Linked DNA regions of Mus musculus: all the other regions are linked to region 1. Evidence: chromatin loops called from intact Hi-C (ENCODE). Cell type or tissue: left cerebral cortex. All regions are shown on one strand.

What was found. A loop is a pair of places that touch in the nucleus more often than their neighbours do. Peaks named below come from ENCODE experiments on the same cell type or tissue, not always from the same donor. Only the 100,000 strongest peaks of a DNase experiment are listed, where the experiment ranks them.
Region 2: a loop joins it to region 1, with 4 times the contacts of the local background. A loop is called at or near these places in 8 of 42 quality-filtered maps.
Region 3: it touches region 1 in a loop (18-fold over the local background); 3 of 42 quality-filtered maps call a loop at or near these places.

Annotation. Positions count from the first base shown.
Region 1 is chr4:140,675,185-140,683,184 of GRCm38, reverse strand. It overlaps Gm13025 (a long non-coding RNA gene), which reads right to left and starts at 3,440. Exons shown (of 3, transcript XR_001784551.2): 1 at 3,283-3,440; 2 at 290-441. In left cerebral cortex, CTCF peaks have their summits at 3,272 (motif pointing left) and 3,915 (motif pointing right); DNase peaks (open chromatin) are centred at 1,613, 3,240 and 3,961; H3K4me3 peaks cover 283 bases; H3K27ac peaks cover 313 bases.
Region 2 is chr4:140,245,177-140,253,176 of GRCm38, reverse strand. It overlaps Igsf21 (immunoglobulin superfamily, member 21), which reads left to right and starts at 6,366. Exons shown (of 10, transcript NM_198610.2): 1 at 6,366-6,875. The coding sequence starts at 6,806. In left cerebral cortex, CTCF peaks have their summits at 634 (motif pointing left), 3,582 and 7,748 (motif pointing left); DNase peaks (open chromatin) are centred at 6,180, 6,592, 6,816, 7,577 and 5 more places; H3K4me3 peaks cover 2,337 bases; H3K27ac peaks cover 1,582 bases.
Region 3 is chr4:140,953,158-140,961,157 of GRCm38, reverse strand. Gm13031 (predicted gene 13031) reads left to right here and starts at 3,256. Exons shown (of 4, transcript NR_045911.1): 1 at 3,256-3,494. In left cerebral cortex, a CTCF peak has its summit at 3,107 (motif pointing right); DNase peaks (open chromatin) are centred at 1,589, 2,626, 3,208 and 3,653; H3K4me3 peaks cover 1,642 bases; H3K27ac peaks cover 1,985 bases.

The sequences.
Region 1 (8,000 bases):
TGATTAAAAAAGACACCTGAAGCTGGGCGTGGTGCACGCCTTTAATCCCAGCACTCCGGAGGCAGAGGCAGGCGGATTTCTTTCTGAGTTCGAGGCCAGCCTGATCTACAGAGTGAGTTCCAGGACAACCAGGGCTATATAGAGAAACCCTGTTTTGAAAAACCAAAAAAGAGAGAGAGAGAGAGAGAGAGAGAGAGAGAGAAAGACACCTGACATTAGTTTACACACATATGCATGTGCACACACTCACACATATGAATAGGAAGAAAGACACACATGCATACCGTACCCTAAATGAGGCAGAGAGTCAATGAGGAAGACGCCTGATGATGTCCGCTTCTAACCTGCACGGGTACACACTTGCACATGCATGAACACGGCTGGATCTTGCCAGGTGTAGAATTCTGTGTGACCTCAGGCAAGCTCCTTGACCTCTCCAGGCTGTGAAGATTCAGTGCCACAGATTGGGAAGGTGGCCAGAGCTTCTGTGGCCTACAACTGGTCCAGCCCTAGGAACGGTGTCTGTCTTCTCACTCTTTTTTTGTTTGTTTGTTTTTTTGTTTTTTTGGTTCTTTTCGTTTTTTTCGAGACAGGGTTTCTCTGTGTCACCCTGGCTGTCCTGGAACTCACTCTGTAGACCAGGCTGGCCTCGAACTCAGAAATCCACCTGCCTCTGCCTCCCAAGTGCTGGGATTAAAGGCGTGTGCCACCACTCCTGGCCTGTCTTCACTTTTGTGATAGATGCCCAGCTGGATTGTTGCAGAAATCTCCTAAGGGCTTTCTGGGAAAGCGAGGTTCCAGGGTTGTGCCACATAGTCTTGTTATTTTGAATTGCTAAAGACCATCTTTGTCTACATCTAGAAAGCACGCAATCAAAACATTGGGAGAAACTTTGGGGCGGGCGGTTCCTTTAATGGCCTTTTCTTTTTGGTTGACTTGCTTCAGATATTCTTAAAAAGTTTGATTTTTATGTGTGTGTGTGTGTGTGTGTATATGTGTGTGTGTGTGTGTGTGTGTGTGTGTGTAGTTTTGTCTGTTTTTTGAGGCAGGGTTTATGTGTAGCCCTGGCTGTCCTGGAACTCAATCTCTAGAGCAGGCTGTCCTCAAGCTCACAGAGATCCGCCTGTCTCTGCTTCCCCAAGGACTGGGATTAAAGATGTGTGCCACCAAGGCTGGCTATTAAAATAAATGTTAAAAAAACAAAAACCTGCCGGGCGTGGTGACGCACGCCTTTGAGAATCCCAGCACTTGGGAGGCAGAGGCAGGCGGATTTCTGAGTTCAAGGCCAGCCTGGTCTACAAAGTGAGTTCCTGGACAGCCAGGGCTACACAGAGAAACCCTGCCTTGAAAAACCAAAAAAAAAAAAAAAAAAAAAAAAAAAAAAAAAGAAAAGAGAAACCAAAACAACAACAACAACAAAACCAGTGAGATTAAATAAATACCCATGAAGAGGAAGAAGAAGGCTTAAGAGATGTTAAGTAAAAATGGCAGGTCCTGGAGAAGTAGGTCTGTGGTTAAGGGCACTTATTCTTCCAGAGCACTCCCGTTCATTCCCAACACCCACATGGTAGCTCACAACCATCTGTAACTCCAGTCTCAGGGGATCTGATGCCCTCATCTGGCTTCCTTGGGCACCAGGCATAGATATGGTATACAGCCATACATGCAGGCAAAATGCCTGTATACATAAAAATCAAAATAAAGAAGTAAAAATTACAGCGGTCTGTTGACTTGGACTAATCAAACGGCCGCCAAGTGGCCAGGCTAAAGATGGACTCTATTCCACTCCTCTCAAGTGAGCTCTTTCCTGGCCTGGATGTGCAGGAGAAATGTTTTCTAGCTAAATTCTCAGGCAGGCGATCACACTGACAGCTAAAGACACTCCTTCCTTCATGATCACGTCAGAGTCCCCTGGAATTCCAAGCATATTGTTTCCCTTTTTATAGACGTGGCTTTGACAGTCTAACACACCAGAGCACCTACTATGTGCGTTGGAATCCTAGAATAATTCCACAAAACGATTTTATAACATCTAAAGACCTTTAATAAAGGCTGCTAAGCCAGGGCTGGGCTGAGGCACAGTGGTGGCTTGGTTTGCTTAGCGCTTGAAGACCTGGACTCCCCCACACCATTAAAGGCAGGAAGCAGGACTGGAGATGTAGTTTAGCTGGTCGAGTGTCTGCTGTTGAAGCATGAAGCCCCAGCGCCCTACAAACTAGGCATGGAGGTGCACCCTGCCACCCCAGCCTGGGAAGTGGAGAGAGGAAGTTCAAGGTCATTTTCAGCTACTGTGTGTGTGTGTGTGTGTGTGTGTGTGTGTGTGTGTGTACTGTACATGCTTGCCTGTTGGATTCTGGGACTGGGTTTACAGGTGGTTGTGAGCCACCCCTTTGAGCCATTTTTTCAGTCCCTACAATTCTGTTTTGGGTTGTGTATTTTCTTTTCTTTACTTTTTTACTTTTTTTTTTTTCCAAGACAGGGTTTCTCTTTATAGCCCTGGCTGTCCTGGAACTCACTCTGTAGACCAGGCTGACCTCGAACTCAGAAATCCGCCTGCCTCTGCCTCCCGAATGCTGGGATTAAAGGCATGTGCCACCACGCCCAGCTTTTTTTTTTTTTTTTTTTTTTTTTTGAGACAGGGTCTCTCTGTATAGCTCTGGCTATCCTGGAACTCTGTAGACCAGGCTGGCCTCAAACTCATAAATCTGCCTGCCTCTGCCTCCCGGGTGCTGGGATTAAAGGCGTGCGCTACCACGCCCGGCTTCACGCCCAGCTTTTTTGTTTGTTTGTTTTGTTTTTTTGTTTTTGAGACGGTTTCTCTGTGTAGCCCTGGCTATCTTGGAACTCACTCTGTAGACCAGGCTGGCCTCAAAGTCAGAAATCCGCCTGCCTCTGCCTCCCAAGTGCACTGCCCGGCTCTTTTTTTCTTTTTCCTAGACAGTTTCTCTGTGTAGCCCTGTCTGTCCTGGAAATCTCCGTAGACCAGGCTGGCCTCTGAGATTCCGCCTGCCTTTGCCTCCCTAGTGCTGGGATTAATAGTGTGCGCTGTCACCTCCTGGGTTCCATATTTTTTCATTCTCAGTGTCGGCCCCCGCCCCCGGCCCGCCCCGCCTCGCCCCTCCTCACCCCTCCCCCTCCCTCCCTGGTAACACCCACCCCCACCCCACCCCTTTTTGGCTTCCTTCCTGGCTCACTCATCCTTCCAGCTCAGCTTTCCCTGGCTCTCTGTCTCCCTCTGCTGCTCACCAGACATGGTGCATCGACATCTTTTGGCTCTCTTACCACAAACCCGGAACAGGAGGGAAAGGGAAACCGTGGCTCCTCAAGTCCTACCAACGGGACGTTTCTTCCTCTTTCTGGTGGTCTCACTCTGTAGCTCAGGTTGGCCTTGCAATCATGATCTTCCTGGCTCCATCTTTCCTGTACTGAGATGATGGGTATGAGCTACCACGCATGCCTACTGCTTGCCTCCCCATCCCCACCCCTAAAACAGCCTGGAACTCACAGATATCCACCTGCCTCTGCCTTTTGAATGCTGGGATTAAAGGCACAGGCCAACATGTTCTGTCCCCTTCAGCTTCATGAAAGTGTGGTCTGTTCAATGGTCCTGGCCAAATAGACATAAATTATTATTTGGGACCCAGAGGACTAAGTCCTTGACTCATACTGTCTGTCACCCAATGCAGATCACCTCCTCCAGGAAGGCTTCCTGGGCTGGACAGACTAGGCTAGGTGAGTTCCCTTGGCTCTGTTCTGGGGATCCTTTCAGAAATGGTTGATTTCCTCTGAAGAGAGCACGAGATTTTCAAGGCTAAGATGCTGCTGGGGTTTTTTAGCATCTCAGGCAGACCCCTCACCCTCACCCCCAAAGCACAGAGGAAAGAAGGGAAGTCCTCTTGGCCTTGTTCTCACTGCCGCCAGCAGGGGGCACTGGAGCCCCACGCTTTTGCACAGACCGGTCCTGCTGGAGTGGGAGAGGGCCCAGGTGAGTCCTCTCTTCTCCTTCAGTATCAGGTCAGGCTGTGAAGAACCCGGGGACCTGGGCTCAGGACATCCCATCTGGGGTTTTGTGTCTTCCCCTCTGACTCTTGTATTTATTAAGGCTAGGATGGACCAGGCTAGCACAGTGCCTCATGTAGCACAGGCTGGCCTTGAATGTGCTATGTAGCCGAGGATGGCCTGGTACCTCTGATCTTCCCTCTCCCTCCCGATGCTGGGATTACAGGCTTGCATCATCACACCCAGGCCTGAAGCTGACAGTGGACCCTGGGAAAGTCTCACCTGCAGGTCAGAAGGAACGAAAGGTGTATAACAGGGACCTGGCTTTCCATCCATCCATCTATCCATCGTCCATCTGTCTATCCGTTCATCATCCATCCATCCATCCATCCATATTCGGAGGATGGTGATACCTGTGCCATTTTTTTTTAATTGAGATGGAGTCCAATGTAGCTCAGGCTGGCCTTGAACTTTATGTAGCTGAGACTGGCTGAAGATCAGTGTCTGCTGTGTATCTGGATGCTATAGGTAGAAGATAGCAGATACTGGACCACTGGACTTGTGGCCTTCATCCCAAAACTGCTAGGATTAGGGGTGCACCCTCCCACACCTGCTCACACCCCACTTCTGTGGGCTGGTTTGGTTTGCTCCATCCAGGAGAGAACCTCTCCCTCCCTCCCTCCCTCCCTCCCTCCCTCCCTCCCTCCCTCTCTCCCTCCCTCCCTCCCTCCTTCCCTCCCTCCCTTCCTCCCTCCCTTCCTTTTTCCTCCCTTCTTCCTCTTCTCCTCTTTCTTCTGACTTGCTATGTAGCCCTGGCTGTCCTAGAACTTGCTCTGTAGACCAGGCTGGCCTCAAACTCACAGAGATCCACCTGCCTCTGCTTCCCAGTGCTGGGACTAAAGGTGTGCACCCCCATGCTCCAACCCCCTTACTTACATGTTGCGGGAAATATTAAAAATGAACCTGCCAACTCTCCAATCTCCTGCTTCTCTCAACTCTCCAACTCTTCGGCAGGGACTCCTGAGTTTCTCTCGCTACCACACAATGCCCACGCACCCCACGGTCAGCCATCACAACACCCAATTACCCAGTAGAATTAAAACTTTTTTTTTTTAATTTATTTATTGGGAGCTGGAGAGATGGCTCAGCAGGTAAGAGCACTGACTGCTCTACTGAAGGTCCTGAGTTCAAATCCCAGCAACCACATGGTGGCTCACAACCACCCATAATGAGATTTGACGCCCTCTTCTGGTGTGTCTGAAGTCAGCTACAGTGAACTCATGTACAATAATAAATAAATCTTTAAAAGAATAATTTATTATATGTAAGTACACTGTAGCTGTCTTCAGACACACAAGAAGAGGGCATCTGATCCCATTACAGATGGTTGTGAGCCACCATGTGGTTGCTGGGATTTGAACTCAGGACCTTTGGAAGAACAGTCAGTGCTCTTAACCGCTGAGCCATCTCTCCAGCCTGAATTAAAACTTTATTTTTCTTTCGAGACAGGGTTTCTCTGTACAGCCCTGGCTGTCCTGGAACTCACTTTGTAGACCAGGCTGGCCTTGAACTCAGAAATCCGCCTGCCTCTGCCTCCCAAGTGCTGGGATCAAAGGCGTGTGCCACCACGCCCCGAGAATTAAAACTCTTAAAGCTTATAGTTAATCAATCAGATTTATGTGTCAATCAAGTCACAGTTTACAAGATGCCAATGCAATCATTTCAGAGCGAGTTGATAATGCTAAAAGCTTTATCCCAATTATGATATAATAACTGTGGCGGGTTCACGTCCACCTCCATCCTCCCTCCTCTCTCCCCTGAGATGCTCTCTGTCTCTGCCACTCTTATCTCTGCCTCCCTTTCCCTGTCCAATCACAGGCTTCCTCTGCACTAATGTAATTGGGCAGGGAAATCCCTGCAACACTTACATACTGGGGATCACATGCAGGCCTCACGCCAGCTAGGTTAAACACCCTGCAACTGAGGTTCATCAACAGCCTTTGCTTTGTTATTAATTAGACTTTTTGTTTTATGCATTGTTGTTAGATATAAGGCATCAGGGCACACACCTTTAACCCCAGCACCAGGGAGGCAGAAGCCATCAGATCTCTGTGAGTTCAAGGCCAGCCTGGTCTACATAGCAATTCCAGATCAGCCAGGACTACATTGTGAGGTCCCGTTTTGTGTGTGTGTGTGTGTGCGCGCGCGCGCGTGTGCGCGTGCATGTGTGTGTGTTTTAGGGTCCTGAGAGATGGCTCAGAGGTTAAGAACACTCTGGGTTTCCAGAGGATCTCAGTTCTATTCCTAGCATTTAGGTGACAGCTCACACCAATCTGTACTCCAATTCCGGAGGATACAACACCCTCTTTTGGCTCTGAGGGCACCAGGCATCCATGTAGTACATATATGTACTTGCAAGTAAAGCACTCAGATGCATAAAATAAAAACAAGTACATATATCTTGTTGTTGGTTGTGTGTGTATGTTATTGTTATGTTTTCGAGACAGGGTTTCTCTGTGAAGCCCTGGCAGTCCTGGAATGCACACTGTAGACCAGGCTGGCCTTAAACTCAGAGATGCCTCTGTCTCCTGAAGAAAAAAAAAAAAAAAGCAAATCTTTGGAAAGAAATAAAATTGAACCTGGGCAGTGGTAGTGCTTACCTTTAATCCTAACCCTCAGAAGGCAGGAGCTGCAAAAACCAATCAACCACCAACAACAATAATAAAAAGAAACAAAATAGAAATTTTATTTTATAATTTAGACACAATCCTAACCCTCAGAAGGCAGGAGCTGCACAAACCAATCAACCACCAACAACAATAATAAAAAGAAACAAAATAGAAATTTTATTTTATAATTTAGACACAATCTCACTACCTGGTTGTGGCTGCTCTGGAACTTACTATAGAACAAGCTGACCCTGAACTTTTTGAAGACCCTTCTGCTTCTGTGTGCTGGTTAGTGTTACATCAATTTGACACAAGCTAGCCATCAGAAGGGAGGGAGCCTCAACTGAGGAAATGCCTCCATAAGATTGGGCAGTAGGGAAGCCTGTAAGTAAGGACGCATCAGCCCACTGTGGTGGGGCCATCCCTGGGCTGGTGGTCCTGAGTTCTATAAGAAAGCAGGCTGAGCAAGCCAGTAAGCAGCATCTCTCCACGGCCTCTGCATCAGCTCCTGCCTCCAGGTTCCAGCCCTGCTTGAGTTCCTTCCCTGACTTTGGAGGGGTAAATCCTTTCCTCTTCAACTTGCTTTTGGTCATGGTGTTTCGTCATAGCAACAGTAACCCTAAGCAGGACCCTCTGCCTCCCAAACCCTAGTGTTATGAGATCTGCCTCCCTCTGCCTCCTGAGTGCTGGAATGAAAGGCGTGTACCAACACTGCCCAGCCTCTGTTCCTTGCTTTAAGGGTATTTATTTACCTAGCTTTGTACATGGGTGTTTTGCCTGTATGTGGATCTATATACCATGGGTGAGCTTGGTACCCGTGGAGGCCAGAGGACGGTGTAGGCTTTACCGGAACTGGAATGACAGATGGTTGTGGGTGCTGGGTTTGAACCCAGGTCCTCCTCTGGAACAGCAGCCAGTGCTCTTAGCTGCTGAGAGCCATCTCTCCAGCCCTATTCTTTGGTTTTTGTTTTGTTTTGTTTTGTTTTTTTTTTTGTTTTTTGTTTTTTGTTTTTTTGTTTTTTTGATACAGGGTTTCTCTGTATAGCCCTGGCTGTCCTGGAACTCAGAAATCCGCCTGCCTCTGCCTCCCGAGTGCTGGGATTAAAGGCGTGTGCCACCACCACCCAGCTGGTTTTTTTTGAAACAGGGTCTCATGTAGCCCAGGTTGGCCTTAAACTTTCTGTGTAGCTAGGATGAGCCTGAATCCCTCATGCTCCTGTCTCTACTTCCTGAGTGCTGGGAGTGCAGGCCTGCCTGCCCTGGTTTATGCAGCCCTGGGGATTGAGCCCAGGGCTCTGCGTATCCGAGGCTAGCCCTTCACCCACTGTGTTT
Region 2 (8,000 bases), 430 kb after region 1:
GTGTCTGACACTTTCTGGGACCTGAAGGCACAGCCAGAAAGCAGGTTGTAGAGAGGGGAGAGGTTTGAGCGCTTTACCCTATGGCTTCTGTACTTAACCAAAACCTGCGGGCACCCATGCCATTAGGTTCCCAATTGCATCACTAACTTGGATAGTTAGACCTCCCTGCTCAACTTCCAGAACCACATGACCTGGGCCTGCATGAACCAGAACCATGTGACCCTGGCCTGCGTGAACCAGAACCAAATGACCGGGGCCTAAAAGAATAACACGAGAGTTCTCAGGGAACAAGGTAAAATAGCCCAGACCTTCTGGAACGTTCAGTGAGACCTGGGGAGACAAGGATCACAGTGGGAAAATCTCTGTTCTTGTAGTGGGAACAAGGTACCCACTCCATACAAATTGCAGGGGCCTCAGTTTCCCCTCTACAGTATTTCTTCCCCCATCACAAAATGGACTAACTGGAAGCATGTCTAGGGATATCATGCCTTGCCTTGGAAACATTGACACTTAAGGAATCTGTGACTAAGAAGGTGATTCATGTTATGAACTACAGGCCCTCCAATTCAAAAGGAAAGGAAAGGAAAAAAAAAAAAAAAAGGAAAATCGCGTGTTCCATGGCGCCACCTATTGGCGATTTTCAAAATTGCAGAGTGAGAGGGAAAGTAGACAAGGGAGGATTTCAAGAGTGACCTCAGATTTATCAGCCCCGAAATGATAACCTGGAGACAAGGGTCCGAAACTGGAAATGGATGGATTAATGCTCTAAAGGATCACAGGGGAAAATGAACCGGCTTCCCTCCTTTGCTTTTGCATTATGGCCAACACTTTGCAAGTCTCTTCAGACCTCCACACTGTAGTCTGCCCACTCTTCTACAGTGGAACCACTGTAAAGGATGCTGGGCTGAGGACCACAGAAGCAAACAAACCGTGGGTCATAGCAGCACTGCGTTGCTGACTGCCTCAAGTGCCAGTTCAGCAGCCACAGCTGATCCTCATGGTTTGAACATCTTCTGATGTGATCACAAGCCACACTGGTCACTCTAGTCCTATCTGCATTTCACAGGCAAGGGGGAGACTGGCCCAGGCATGTACCAGGTAGGTGACCAATGAATTTGTCACAGTGGATAGGAAGAGAGTTCTTCCTTCCTATCTTCTGGTCAGAATCGCCTTTCTGAGAGTCGAGACTGGGATTTAAGTCTAGGCTCCTGACCCCAGAGCCTACGCTTTCGCTCAGGCACTTGACTGTATCTGCTGGCACCTCTGGTAATGACTAACATCTGCTGCCCTGCTCCTTCACAGCCAGACAGCACAGTGTGCAGGAAAAGAATAAATCCTGCTGATATTTCCTAATCTGTATTCATCCATCCACACCACCTCTCTATGTGGACCCACTAAGCCTTTTTCTGATCTGTCTACCTGTTCATCCACTCCACTGCCCATCCATCCATCCATCCATCCATCCATCCATCCATCCATTATCCTTTATGTTCATCTATGTATGCATGCATGCATGCATGTATGTATGTATGTATGTATGTATGTATGTATGTATCTATCTATCTATCTATCTATCTATCCATAAATTCCTCTATTTGTCTGTCTGTCTGTCTGTCTGTCTGCATGCCTGCCTGTCTATCTCTATCACCTATCATTTTCATTCATCTGCCCATCCTTTCATCCATTTTTATCTGTGTACCCACAATCTTTCCATCTATCCATCATCTATCCATCCTTCCATCATCCATCCATCCTTCCATTCATCATCCTTCCATCCATCAATCCTTCCATCTATCCATCATCCATCCACCAATCCATCCTTCCTTCCTTCCATCCATCTATCCATCCACCATCCATCCAACCTCCCATTTATCCATCCATCTATCCCTTCCTTCCCCCCAACAGTCACTTTCCATCTTTCTTGGCCCAAATGATCAGATGAATCACCTGTGGTCCTGTACACATTAGGCCCACAATGCTCTGTGAGGACACAGAACAGATATCTCCAACTTCAGCATAGAGAGGTGGGCTGGAGAGTATGGGCTGGGAAACATAGGTCAGAAAGCAGAGAGACAGATCAGCAAGGGGTCGTCTATCTTTAGATGCCAACTTTACCATATACCAGGTAGGTGACGTTAGGCAATGACTTCACTATCTGTCCCTTCATGTCCTTCTGTATTCTATGGACCCACAGGTAGAGTCTACTCCACAGGGCTGTGCAGAGCTTGATTAACTAGTACAAGCAAAGCATCCAAACAAGCAGGCTGCGTTTAGCTAGTGACACATGTCATCAGTCAGCGGTGGTCATTCTATTTGCTACTGTTGTCACCTGTCCGCTATTGTCACAGACACCTGGGGACATAGATGTTAATAAGAATTGATAAGAAGAGGGGTGATAAGCAAAGGCAGATTCCCATCCAACAAAGCTACTGTGCTCCTGTGAGCTGAGAGGAAACTACTGGCATTCTCCAAGTAGACTTAGCCATGAAACCCTCTTTTGAGGAATTTTCATTACAAGCTCACAAATGGTCTCTGTGTGAGACCCAGTGTGGGGAACCCTGGCCTCCAACTCCCTCATCTGGGTGAATGATACCTAGCACCCCTGTGCGTGTCCTGTGAGGAGATTACCACCTCAGCCCGTGGCGTCCTTTTCTAGGGGAATATGTGGAATCTTGACAATGTAGGTGGGCCAAGTCTGTTAAGGAGGAGATGTAAGGCTTAATTCCAAGTGGCTGGCTCGCAATCGGTTTGGGTATTGCCATCATTTCTGGTTGTGTTTAATTTAGATAAACGGGTCCTGCGTGGGATGTATGCCGGTGGTGTTGATTGCCAGCATAAAGAGAAGCAAGAGAGAGAGAGAGAGAGAGAGAGAGAGAGAGAGAGAGAGAGAGAGAAGCCTGTACCTGGTCCCTATGCCCGTACCTGGTCCCTATGTTCAGAATCTTCTGCCTTACCCTATCTTCACGATTCACCTGGCATCTCTGCAACTTAGTTTCCTTATCTGTAAGTCATGTGTACACAAAGTTGCCATGGAGGACTTCCGTGATGATTAGATGGGAGCCAATAAATGGACACAATGGACTCATGAAAGTTGTCCATCTGGCATGTGTGTGTACTCACACACGAGCCCCTGTGTATGTATGCATGTGGATCCCTGTGGGGTTATTGCAGGTGGCCAAGGAAAGCATGCAAAAGCTCTAGCCTTGAAGTGGATCCTGCATTCAAACCTGAGTCCATCACTAGCTGTTCCCCTGGAAAAGTTGCTGCTTACCTCTCTGTTTCTCATCCATCTCATCTTTAAAATAGGAGTCATGCCGCACACACTGATCTGCTACTGTTTCACAAGCTGAAGTCTCTGACAGCACCCAGCGCACAGAGGCAGGTCCTCATATTCTCTACTCCACCAAGTAGCTCTCCCCAAACCTACAAAGCCCACCCTCTGGAAACAAGGCTGTGAGAGCCAGTGGTACCCTGTCCCTGGAGAAGAGAACTTAAAACTCCATCGTGACCTCCGGGTGTCCATCCCTGGAGCAAGGCGGAGAAGGTTGCTTTTGTGTTAGCACCCTCTGTCGGGAGAGCCCGTGTCAGCACCAAGGACAGAGGATTAGGACCTGCTCACTCTTGCGGGCGGGCAGGCAGATAGCTGCACCTTGGCTGCCTAGAGGCTCACGGTTCCTACTGGACCTGAGCCCAAGAGAGAGGCGTGGTTCACTGTGACTCGAGAGTCTGAGTGCCAGGAGAGCAAACTGCAAGCACCGCCTCTGGCGGGCAGCAGTAGACATAAACTAAATGAAAAGCTTGTGGCTGCCCTGGGTGACTTCTCCTTTGCCTTAGTTTCCCAGAGCCCCCTGTTAACTGACTGTGCTTCCGAGTCACCTTTCTATGCAGCAGAAGAAAGGACTCCAGTGCTGTGGTTTATGGAGCCGAAGGGGCGGGGCTTTTGGCCGAGCTGGGAGGCGGGCTGTTGCTATTATCATTACCATATGGTAATAGGCGTGCTTTGGCAGCCTGGCCCTTCCAAGGGAAACCAACTCTGCACCAGGGCGGAGTAGCGTCACAATCCTGGATCTCTGAGAAGGTTCGTGGCTACAGCTTGCCTCTGAGCACCCACCGAGTACCAGCTTGAGCTCAGAGCTAAGGAACAAACCAACCAGTTATCCAACCTCATTCAGCCTTACATTCATTTTTCCATCCATCCAATACTCAGTGAAGACCTACTATGTGCCACGGGCCAGGGTGAACAGTACTTTCTCCACAGGGTAATGTTCAAGGACAGGGTGGATAGTGAAGATGATTTGGGAATAAAGGTGGGTCCATTAAGGTATAAAAAACTCCAGGCCCAAGATACTCAGCCGTGAAACCAGACTTCCCTGGTTTCAAACTTCTTTTCTCCTTTCCACCCTCTCCACTGACGCCATTCTTAGAGGACTCCGTGGAGACAATACCTTGGCCCTCTTTCCCAGCTGGTTAAGCTTGGGACTGATGGGTAGTTTCACCAATGACCTGCTCCTTTCAGCTCCTCCCCCAAGGACAGTGGTAGGTGGGTGCGGCCGGGAAGCCACGCCCACTTGGCCTTCTGAAGAACTCTTGCCTGTCCTCCTTCACCTGGCTCCATCCTGTTGCACCTAGACTCCAAGAGCATGGAAGGCCACACAGCAATGCATGCATTTCCTGTAAGCCTAGCCCAGCCCGGGAGGGGGGGCGGGGGGGCATCTGGGCTTGGAGCTCCTCAGCCAGGGAACCTCTCACACCGAGGGCTTAGAATCCTGGATAGCTTTTTCCTAAGCCAGAAGCAGAGAGGTGGGAGGGAGAGACTGGCAGGATCAGACAGGCAAGGGTTGTGCTCTTCCCTTGGCTTGCTTAGCGGGGGGTGGGTGGGGGGGAAGCTTTTTTTGGAGGGGAGGGGAGATGCCCTCAAGCTCACCCCTCAGTAGCTTGGGGAAGATGAGACTTGGAGGCGTAGCAAGGGGGAGTGGAGAACAGCCAGGGAAAGGATAAAGGCCCAAGACTCCAGTGTTCAAGCCAGATCCAGCCCAATCAGTCTAGCAACCAATTAGTCTGATTCAAAAAAAAAATACCCACGGAGGGACAAACTGTAATCAAACACCTATTTATAAGGGTTTATTACGATCATTATTATTATTTTACTAAGAGGATCCTTCTAAAGCCTGTCAGGTGAACGTATTCGCTCAGATCTAAATAAATGCAAATCGCTCCTTCCCTGGAGCAGGGAGGCTGAGCGACCCTGAACTGCAGCTAGCTAGCTAGCTGCCTTGAAAGGCCATGTGCTGACAAGGCTGCAGAGGGTAAGGAGGAGAGTGGGTCACTCCGTGGGGCATCCTGGCACAAGTCTTTCCTAGTAGCACCTGCCAGGCCATTACTCACTGCCCACCCCTCTCCCAAGGCCTGCAGCCAGTGGGGCTGCCAGTGTACCCATTGCCCGGCTAAGTAAACTGAGCAACAAGGATGCAGCAGCTTAGTAAAGATAGGGGAGCTGGGACTTCCCTGGAGAATGCAGCATAAGGAGACCTGGGTCCTGGTTTGGGGGCTCAGAGTCACTCTCTGGTTCTGCTGTTCATTCTGGAACTTGACGATCTAACTCCTGGTTCCACCACCCCCACCACCACCCTAAGAGCTAGGAGCACCTGCCTCTTCCTCACGTGGGAGACCCCACAGCCCAGGCTCAATAGTGCGTGAGCGATCAAAGCGACGATCTGACACAAGTTTCAACCCCACCCCGGTTCTCAGGTGGAGGAGCTGGGGTGTCAGCCCTGATTTTTTTTTTAAGGTGACATCTTGGTCTCAGAAGAAAAAGTCGATGCCTCCCTTGCCCGGTCCAGCCTGCACATACAATGCAGCTGTTCTGCGCGGGGCGCGGGCTGGAGGGTAGCCCTTATTTGTGGAACACTGAAGCTCTGAAGCCCCTAAGGACGACGTTCATAGGTGTCAAAGCAAGCCCTGAGGACCTACATCCCTCCGGGGAAAGCATCTCTCTCTCCTGGAAGGAGGAAGGGTGCTTGCATCCACCAAGCGGAGGAAAGGGGCGTCCAGGGACACGTCCAGGTGGAGGGGTGGGGAGGGCGATTCGGGTGGAGCGAAGCTTGGTGTGTGTGTATGGGAGGATGCAGCTCACAAGCAAGCAGTTGTGATGAGATGGGGGTGGGGGGAGCAGAGGGTAGAAGCCGAGAGGGAGGGGGGCGAGTTCTCCTCTCTGCAATAAATCGGCTTAGCGGACGAGAGCCGAACAGCCCAGAACGGATTAAAGAAAAGTCTGTAGAATACGGCAGCGAGCGCAGCGCGGGGGGTGGGGGGGGGCGGGGGCGGGGCGGCAGGAAAGGAGGGAGAGGAGGGGGCGCGAGAAGAGCGAGCGCGGGGCAGAGCGCGGCGGCGCGGGCAGAGCTTCGGCTCCAAACTCCGCCACTGCCGCCACGGATCCGACTCCGGCCGCCGTGGCCGCCTATCGCAGCCAACCAGCCGGGAGCAGCTGCGCGCCCCAGCCAGGTCCGGTGCAGCCCGGAGCAGCCAGTGCGTCTGGTGCAGCCCGGAGCATCCTATTACAGCCCAGAGTAGCCTGGTGGTGCAGCCCGGAGCATCCCGGTACAGCCCAGAGCAGCCCCGGGTAGCCTGGCGGCCGGGCTACAGTAGCATGGGGACCTCCCCTCGGCTCTCCTCGCCTCTCGTCACCGCCACGGCCGGCGGCCCGGGTCACAAGCGCTTCTGAGCCCATGGCGAGGGGACCCACCGCCGCCACTGCGATCGCTGCCGCCGCCGCCGCCTCGGCCAGCGCCGCCAGCTTCTGGACACCATGCAAGCTGCTCCAAGCCTCCGCCGCGCTTCCTGCCTGCTGCTCGCCGCGATTCTGGACCTGGCACGCGGTGAGTGTGCGGGCGCCCGCGGAAGCCCGGGGCCGGGGGATGCGCGCAAAGACCGAGAAGGGCGCGGGCCCGGATGGCTCTGGGAGTCTCGGGCTGTAGGCACAGTCCAGGAGGGCTTCCGTGCAGCGAAGAGAGGATAGATCTTTTGGAGAAAGCTCTCGTGGGTCTGTGCCAGTGGTGTGTGTGTGTGTGTGTGTGTGTGTGTGTGTGTGTGTGTGTGTGTGTGTGTGTGTGTCTTTGTTGGGTCTGTGAGTGTCCGAGAATCAGCTATGTTTGGAGAGGGCACGGGAGTACATTTAGATGTGGCTGTGTGATGGTGTGTGTGTGAGAGAGGTAACAGAGAGTCTAGATCAGTTGCATGGAGAGGTGAGAGAGAAAGTCTGAGTGTTTGGGGGTGTGAACTCCTTCAGGAGGGTAAGTGTGTGAGCGTCGCGGCATGTGGGAGCCTGTTAAGGAAAGGGTGTTTGAGGTGTGGCGGTTCACGCCGATCCCCGGTGTGCTGCCTGGTCTCTAGAGGGCTGTGTGACAGCCGGTGACTGTATTTCTGTTAGAGCTGGACAGGAGTGTACCCAGCTACACGTGGAAGTACAGGACTTGAGGTCCTAGAAGCTCTGGGTTTGGGAGCAGGTGCAGATCGAGGGAACTTGGGCAGGGAACTGTGAGCACATCTGGGGCTGGAGGAGTTTCAACAGTATGGCTCGCATCTGTGTGTGAGTGTGTGTGTGTGTCCCGCATGGGCTTGGTCATGGCCTAGGCTGAACCAGATGGAAGGAAACTGGAGCTCAAAGGCTTGCCCAGAGCCAGCAGTGCGGAGCAGTTCTAGAGTGTATGGTTAGGGCTACCTGGGAGGAGGGGCACCCTGCCCAGCGCCGCCCTCTGGTGGGTCTTAAATGATATGGAAGTCGAACTTGACGCCCCAGTGCCTTCCGGGCAGGGAACAGGGAGCAGATGCCAGCCCAGCAGGGCGGAGGCAGGGCCAACAGAGTCATAGGTGGGGGATTCCAGAGGGTGGGGGCGGGGGTGGGGGTAGGGGGTGGGGGAAGCTCCTTCTCCAGGTCAAGTCACAACCAACCACCGGTGTTGAAATCAGAGCGTGGCCACCCTGGGAGGTGGGAGAGTGGAAAA
Region 3 (8,000 bases), 280 kb before region 1:
GGGTAGCGTGGAGGGGCGGGGCAGAGGCCAGGAGGGCGGGGCTTTCCTATTCTGCTGGTGGCTGTGATTTTTAACCCTTCTCTACTTGCAGTGGTGTCTGTCAATCACCTGTGACTCTTGTCTGGTCAGCTTTGTGCTAAATCTAGAGAACCTGTCAGTCCCTACCTGATTGGGACACTTGTTAAGTGACTGAAGTGATCAAAAGATGAACGTCACGTCGGTACAGAAGTTGCATGCCCGGCATATGGAGACAGTAGGAGAACCAAGCTCACCCTCCGCTACTTAATGAGGTCGAGTCCATCTGGGATACTTGAGACCCTGCCTCAAAACACACAAAACCAAAACCAAAGCAGCCAGAAAGGGTACCTAGTATGTGGCTGGTGCCAGCCTCTGGAATGCTGTGGTAAGTGAGCGAGCTGCTCACCTAATTCCTCTCTAACCCCAAGGAAGATGACAATAGGAAAGATGGGTGATGTAGCTTATAGGCTGTCCACCAAGGACCCACAGGCTGTCCACTGTCCCCAACTTCAGATCTTCCTACAGGTAAAGAACTGCAGAGAGCTGGGATTACAGCTGTGTGCCACCATGCCTGTGTGTGCTGAACAAGCCTTCTACTAACCGACCTGTGTCCTCAGATTTCGTCAGTTTCCTTAGTCACCTGAGCTGCTTTTTTTTTCTGGCACTTCTAGACAGGGTTTCTCTGTGTAGCCCTGACTGTCCTGGAACTCACTTTGTAGACCAGACTGGACTTGAACTCAGAAATCCGCCTGCCTTTGCCTTCCAAGTGCTGGGATTAAAGGCATGCGCCACCACTGTCCAGCCTTTCTGACACCTTTTATGGGTTCTCTCAGAGCCCCCCACCCTCTGACTGGGGATTTGACCACCTTGGGCAGGCGTGATCTTGGTATCCCAAGTCACTTGGTCTCTTGGGGCACCCAGTGACTTTGCTGGTCCTTGTTACCAGAGGAAGGATTTGATTTCTTTCCGCTCACCTTTGGCAGAGGAGGGCACTGTTTATAGTCTTGGGTTTCCTCACGCTGGCTCTTTTAGAAGACACTGGAGAAATTACCATGACAGGAGGAATGGCTAGATGGGGCCAAGTTTCTGGGAACTCACCCTGAATCTGGCTTCTCTGCCAGGTAGCCTCATTAAAGGGGGTGTGGAGAGGCCTGAACCCCTGGGGGTTACCTTGATCGCCCCCTCAAGGCCATGTGACCATTGACAAGTCCTTCGCCACTTTTTGACTTATAGCGTCCTTGCCTGAATCACTAGGGGTTGTGGCAGCTGAGTTAAGATTCTATGACTGGTGTGGTTGTCTTGCGCAACAGATGGTAAGGTGGCCTTGGCTTCTCAGGGGCCCTGGCTCAGCACTGGGTAGGTTCTTCTAGACTACCCAAGGGACCACCATCAGGGCCACCCAAATCGGCCAAGGTTGTAGGAAGGCTGTCATTTTCTTTGTAACTCCTCCAGGGTGTCAACAGGCAGTATTTCTAGAGAACTGGCCCCCTTAGCCATTTTTAGCCACCATGTCAAAGACAGACACCACTGCTACATGAATGGCCACCCAGGTCACCTTGGAAAAAGCATTGAGCAGCCAGCAAAACTGAGACCTTGATTTATTGGAGGGGCCCTTGGTGCCAGTGTGCCCACACACCCTGCAGTCACATCATTCCTGGGCGTCATGGGGATTTGGGGAGCTTAATGTTATGGAAGGATAATAAATTCCTGGGTGGCTCCACCTCCGCCCTGAGCTTTGGGGTGCCAGAAAGGCACAGATGCCATAGGGCTTAAAGGTCTTCATGGCCCCTTCCTGACTTGGGTTGCCAAGCTGTCCTTGCCGTAAGACCGCAGGGTTTGGGGCTGGTTGGCTGGCATCCGCGGAGAGAGTGATATATTGCTTTCATCAGACATGCTGCTGGAAGCCCTGTGTTTATGCAGAATCTCACCTCATCGCCCACAAATGTGTTTACATCAACAGTCTCCTCTGGTCCTCCCAACAACCCTGATGAGTTTGAATAACTGTCCCCATTCCAGTCGTGCTGGGAAATCTGGGCAACCTAGGGTGGCAATTCTGCTTGAGAGACTCTTTCTGCCCCCCCCCGCCCCCCCAGGGCTAGACGTTCAGTCCAGGAGCAAAGACAAATACCAGGTTGGTCTCAGTAGCTCAGGGTTACATGGGAAGCACTGAGGAGCCTCGGCAGGGCAGAGAGTGGTTTTAAAAGTTCATATTGAAGGGGCTGGAGCGACAGCTCAGCGGGTAAGAACACTTGCTGTCCACTGCCCCCAGAGGACCTGGGTCCAGTTTCTAGCACTTACCTGGTGGCTCACAACCATCTCTAGTTTCAAGTCTAGGGGTCTGATGCCTTCTTCTGATCTCCAAGGGCACCAGGCATGTGTGCAGTACACATACACATATGTAGGCACATATGGGTGGTCAGGGATGGAGAAAAAGCAAGGCAATTCAGTGTGATCAGCCAACCAGCATCCAAACCTCCAGCTGACTCAGTGTATCCCTCCATGAAGCAGGGTACCCTTGGATAGGCTGGGCCTGAGTCCCCTCAGCCCTGGAGCCTCCCCTCTGGCTACTGCAGAAGGAGCCCCTTTTGTGGCTCAATCATCCAAGCAGGGCTGTGGCTTCGGAGTTTGGCAAGAGGCCGACTTCTCCTGGAACATCTCTGTTCTCTGGTTGGGGTATTTTACTTCTAGGTTACCCTCGTTCTGTATCATGAGGCTCTAGAGAGACGCTGAGGTGAAAGCTGGCAATTCCAGAATCAGAGTCGACACAGTTGGCAGAGCAATTGTCAACCTCCCCATTTCCCGTCCCCCTCCCTTATCTATTTTGCCTGGTTCTCAGAGAAGCCCTTTCCAGTCTCTTAGATCATTGAATGACATCATCTGACCCTTGGAGGCTTTGCTGGAGGTTTGGGGTGTAAGCAACCCTTTGGCTACATTTGTGCATAATCGTTACAGCAAACCTACCAGGTGGGAATTATAGGTCTTCATTTGTTGTTGAGGCCACCGAGGGTCAAGTACTTAACCCAGGTCACATAACGGTGGGCTGTAGGTTGTGTCTAAGGAAAGTGCTGGCTGCAGTTACTCGAGTCTACCTCCAGGGGGCACTCCCGGCTCGCAGCGCTGCCCAGCCCTCTCTAACAGCTGTTGCCAATTTGCCTTTAGAAAAGGCTTATCTAAACCCCTTTCTTTCATCCTGTACAAACCCCACCGTATAATTAGACTTCTCAAAATATGCTCTCTGAGTGGGAGCGAGGCAACGGGGCCATAGACTTCTCCCGTTTCACGAGCAGTCTCTATGGAATTAACTCCTGGAGCGGACAGTCACGAGCCACCCCTGCTCCAGCTGGACCCGTGGTGCACACAGCTTAGGTCAGCTCAGCTGCTGGGACTTAGCAAGTGGCCCAGAGCCTTCTGGGGGACTGTGACCCACCCAGCGTCTCTAGCATACTCTCAGATTAGCAGTTCGTGTGATCTTCCAGGTAAGCACGGACGTTTATTCACACTGCGGACGCTGCACTGGGCTGCGTCAGCTTTCTTCCATTTGAGCCTTGAATTTTCGACTGTTTTTAAAATCGGAGTCCTGCAAGTGAAATGTAAGCAGGGACAATGGTAAATATTCATTGGGTTCGTGGTGGTGGGAGTCAGAAGCAAAACACAACGTCAGAGATGCAGAACTGTCAAAGGCAGGGCTAGGGCTGCCTTTGTGAGGGCGGTTAAGAGTGTAGGTTTGGGAGTGCAAGCTGCTCCGTCAAAACCATCGCCTATGTGGCCTTAAGTAAGTTACTAAACTTCTCTGTGCAATAGTAAAATGAATGGGGATGACCAGTTCCTTGCCAAGGAGGAGGATTAACCTCCTGCCCCGCGGAGTTCTCCATCTGAAGTGCCTCAGCCAGGAGAGCCACAGGAGAGTTAGATTATGCTAAATAACCGGTAGGAGGATTTGAATGGAAATCATCTGCCACAGAACTCAGTTAGTTTTAACAGTCATTAAAAAGTACATATGGTGGCGCACTCCTTTAATCCCAGCCCTTGGGAGGCAGAGGTAGGCGGATTTCTGAGTTCGAGGACAGCCAGGGCTCCACAGAGAAACCCTGGACGGGGAAACACTGTCTCTCACTCACCCCACCCTCAAAACAAAGGTACAGATGGCAGGCTGGGGGTGGTATGGTAATGTGACTGCTGTGCAGTTCAGGTCCCCCAGGCCTGGCTGTGTCAGACCAGCCCCACAGTATGTTTAGCAATCCAAGGAGGGGATGTGGGGTCAGGGAGCTGGAAAGCAGGCACACATTCATACACACCTGGTGGATGAAGCAAGCGCCAAAGAGATCTAAACAATTTACACACACACACACACACACACCCTTGGCATTTTTCTCCCTCAGTTTATATATCCCAGCAAAATCTTCCAAGCAGTACACTGGCTACACTGTGATTATACTCTCCTTTCTTTAAGTGAATGATAACATTGAGTATACTAAAAAAAAAAAAAGTTGTTCCTAAGAACCCATTCACATTTGTAACTAAGCAACTTGTGATAGACTAACAAAGTTTAAGAGACGAGCTAATTTTCTCAGCCAGTTTCTCTTACTGGCAGGCTGCAATGTGCAGTTACAAAGAGAGATTCAATTATTTTTATTATTTATCTTAAAGAGTAAGCTCATAAAAAACATTTTAAAAAATCACAAATCTAACTTTTATGTAAAAAAATGATCAGCCATTTCTACTTTAAATATCAGGGTGCACATCTATTCATTAACAATTTTTTTTATTAAATCATATCAGGGAGTGGAGAGCAAAAATGGGTTCAAGAAGTTAGTCATCGCCTTGATCACCAGCCGATCTCTTAACAAGAGAGCCAGGTCAGCTGGTGCTGGTCAGGCTGCCACTGTTCTTGTCCACTGACCTCAACAAATCCCTTGCTCAATTATCAAAGGTTTTTTTCTGAATTTCGAATTGTTGCTCAAGATTTTTTATGTCAAAGCCGCTTAAAAAAAAACAAGAAAACAAAAAACCCAACCATCTTAACCTAACTTTACTAACAATCCTCAACTCCAGGTTCTTCCTCAGGGCGGTGGTCAATGCTAAGAATGCACGTCTCTAAGTTCTTTCCAAGAGTGGTGGCTGAATCATTATTCTGCTCTGGTAGCAATGTTTATAAAAGATGATCAATTACTGTGTCAGTGACACTGCCCACCGAGGGGCCAGAAACCCTTCTTAGAGTTTTCATAAGATTCACAGGTTAGGAGGGACTCAAGAGCCACAAGCAGAGCGATGGCTCCACAACACTATGAACCCGGGGCTGGGAAGGTGGCAAGTAGCCATGAAGTCTGCGCTTCAGTTCTCAGCGTTGCCTAAACTGGGCACGGAGGTCCATACCTGTGATTTCAGCTCTTGGAAGGTGGAGGTAGAAGAATTAGAAGTTCAAGATCACTGTTGGTTGCATAGGGAGCTTAAGGCTGTCCTGGGCTAGAGATCCTATCTCAGAAGCAAAGAGAGAGGGAGAGGGAGGGGGAGGGAGAGAGGGAGAGAGGGAGAAGAAAGCAAGCTGAGCAGTGATGATGCACACCTTTAATCTTAGCACTCAGGAGGCAGGAAGATCTCTTAGTTCAAGGCTAGCCTGGTCTACAGAGTGAGCTCAGGGCAGCCAGGGTTACACAGAAACAAATCCTGTCTTGGAAAAGAAAGAGAGAAAGTGAGAGAGCGAGAAGAGAGCGAGAGGTCGGAGGAAAGGGATATCACTTAGTGGTAGAACACTTATCTAGAGAGAAAGCGAGCGAGAGAGAGAGAGACAGAGAGAGAGCGAGCGAGAGGTCGGAGGAAAGGGATATCACTTAGTGGTAGAACACGTATCTAGAACGTGTGAAACCTTTGGTTCAATTCTCAATAGCCAAACAGAGAAGAAGAAAATAAAATATTTCTTACTTAGAACCTCTCCCACTCTGGGGAGTTCTTTCTCACTTTTCCTTAATAAATCTGTGTTTGGTCTGCAAAATTTAATAATATATAAATAATAAATTTAAAAAAAAACAGAAAATAAGTGACAAACCAGCCTGCCTCCATCTTAGACTTAAAAGCCATTGTGTAGTAAAGACACACTACACTCATTGCTGTTTATGACTGTGTCTGCTTCTCAAGGACTGGGCTATGCCCCGCCTGTAACCTTAACTACAGATAGTGCTGAACTACCTGTTCCAGAAAAATGACAACTAAACCTTTGTTTCAGAAGTTGTAACAGACATCTTGCAACCTGGCCTTTGTTTAAACAGTTATTAGGACTACCTTGTAACGACCACCTTGCAATCATGCCTCCGCTTCAAAAAGGTTGTTTTTTGTTTGTTTGTTTACATTTATTTATTTATTATATGTAAGTACACTGTAGCTGTCTTCAGACACACCAGAAGAGAGCATCAAATCTCATTACAGATGGTTGTGAGCCACCATGTGGTTGCTAGGATTTGAACTCAGGACCTACAGAAGAGCAGTCAGTGCTCTTAACTGCTGAGCCATCTCTCCAGCCCCCTCAAAGAGGTTGTTATGATCAACTTATTCTACAGCGGTGATCTCTTGAACACCACGTATTGGGAGGCATCCTGTGTCTGGAAATAAAGACCTTGCTTTAATTCATTGTTGTTCCAGTTACTTCGGTGGTGATGATCTGGGTTGATGGTCAGCCTTTCTCCTTCAATCGTCGGGGTTAACCTTTGGGTCATGAGCATGGCTGTAATAAAGATGGCTGGAGAGATGGCTCAGCAGTTAAGAGCACTGGCTGCTCTTCCAGAGGAACTGGGTTAAATTCCCAGTACCCACACTGCAGCTCACAACTGTCTGTAACTCCAGTCCTGGGGAATCCAATGCCCTGGTCTTGTTTCTGAAAGCTATGAAGTCTATGTGGTACATAGACATACATGCAGGCAAAGCACCTCTAGGCTAGGGTTAATGATGAAGAGGAGGGGGAAGAGGAGGAGGGGGAGGAGGAGGAGGAGGAGGAGGGGGAGGAGGGGGAGGAGGAGGAGGAGGGGGAGGAGAAGGAGGGCTGAGAAAAGGACTTCCTGTTCCCTGCAAGACAACCTTTAACAATAAAGGACAGAGTCAAGATGGGTGTGGGGGGTTCATCCTGACAGTGGGCAATGGTGACATAGCAAAGCCACCCCCCTGCCCCCCAAGATGGCCATAGCTTAGGCAAGAGGACTTTCTGGAAGGTTCTGGAAGGAAGAAGGCTGATGTTCCCTTTGCATTTCTACTTTCTGTGTTACAGAAATCAACTTTGATGAACTATGACAGTCAGATGACTGGATTCTAGGTTTTTGTTGTTGTTTTTCTCTTTTGAGACAGGGTTTCTTTGTGTAACCCTGGATGTCCTGGAACTCTCTCTGTTGACCAGGCTGGCCTCAAACTCACAGAGACTCTCCTGCTTCTGCCTCTAGAGTACTGGGATTAAAAGCATGTGCCACCAATCCCTGGCCTCTCTGGCTCCCTGTTTAGCCTTGGTTTGTCTGGAACTAACTTGCTGCATAGACCTTGAACTCACAAGATTCACCTGTCTCTGTCTCCTGAGTGCTGATATTAAAGGCACGTGCCGTCGTGCCTGGCTAGAAGGTTTTTTTTTTTGTTTTTTTTTTTTTTGTGCATGTAGATCCATGTGCCAGGACAGACATGTGGAGGTCAGAGGACAACTTCATATAGTCAGCTCTTTCCTCCTGTCTTAAAGGTAGTCTCAGAAACAAAAGTCAGCCTGCAGGCTCACGGTAAGCCCCTTTACCCGGTGAGCTACCTCACGGGTTTAACTTGGCTTTATGTTATTTATTTGTATGTACCTGAGTGTGCGTGTGTGCGTGCAGGTGCCCACAGAGGCCAAAAGTGGGAGTTAGCCACTGTCTGGAAGACTAGCAAGCGTGTTTAACCACTGAGCAATCTCTCCAAGCCCCACTCCCTAACTCTGTTCATAATGCAGCAGATACAACCTTCTTTAGATGTTGCCGTAGACT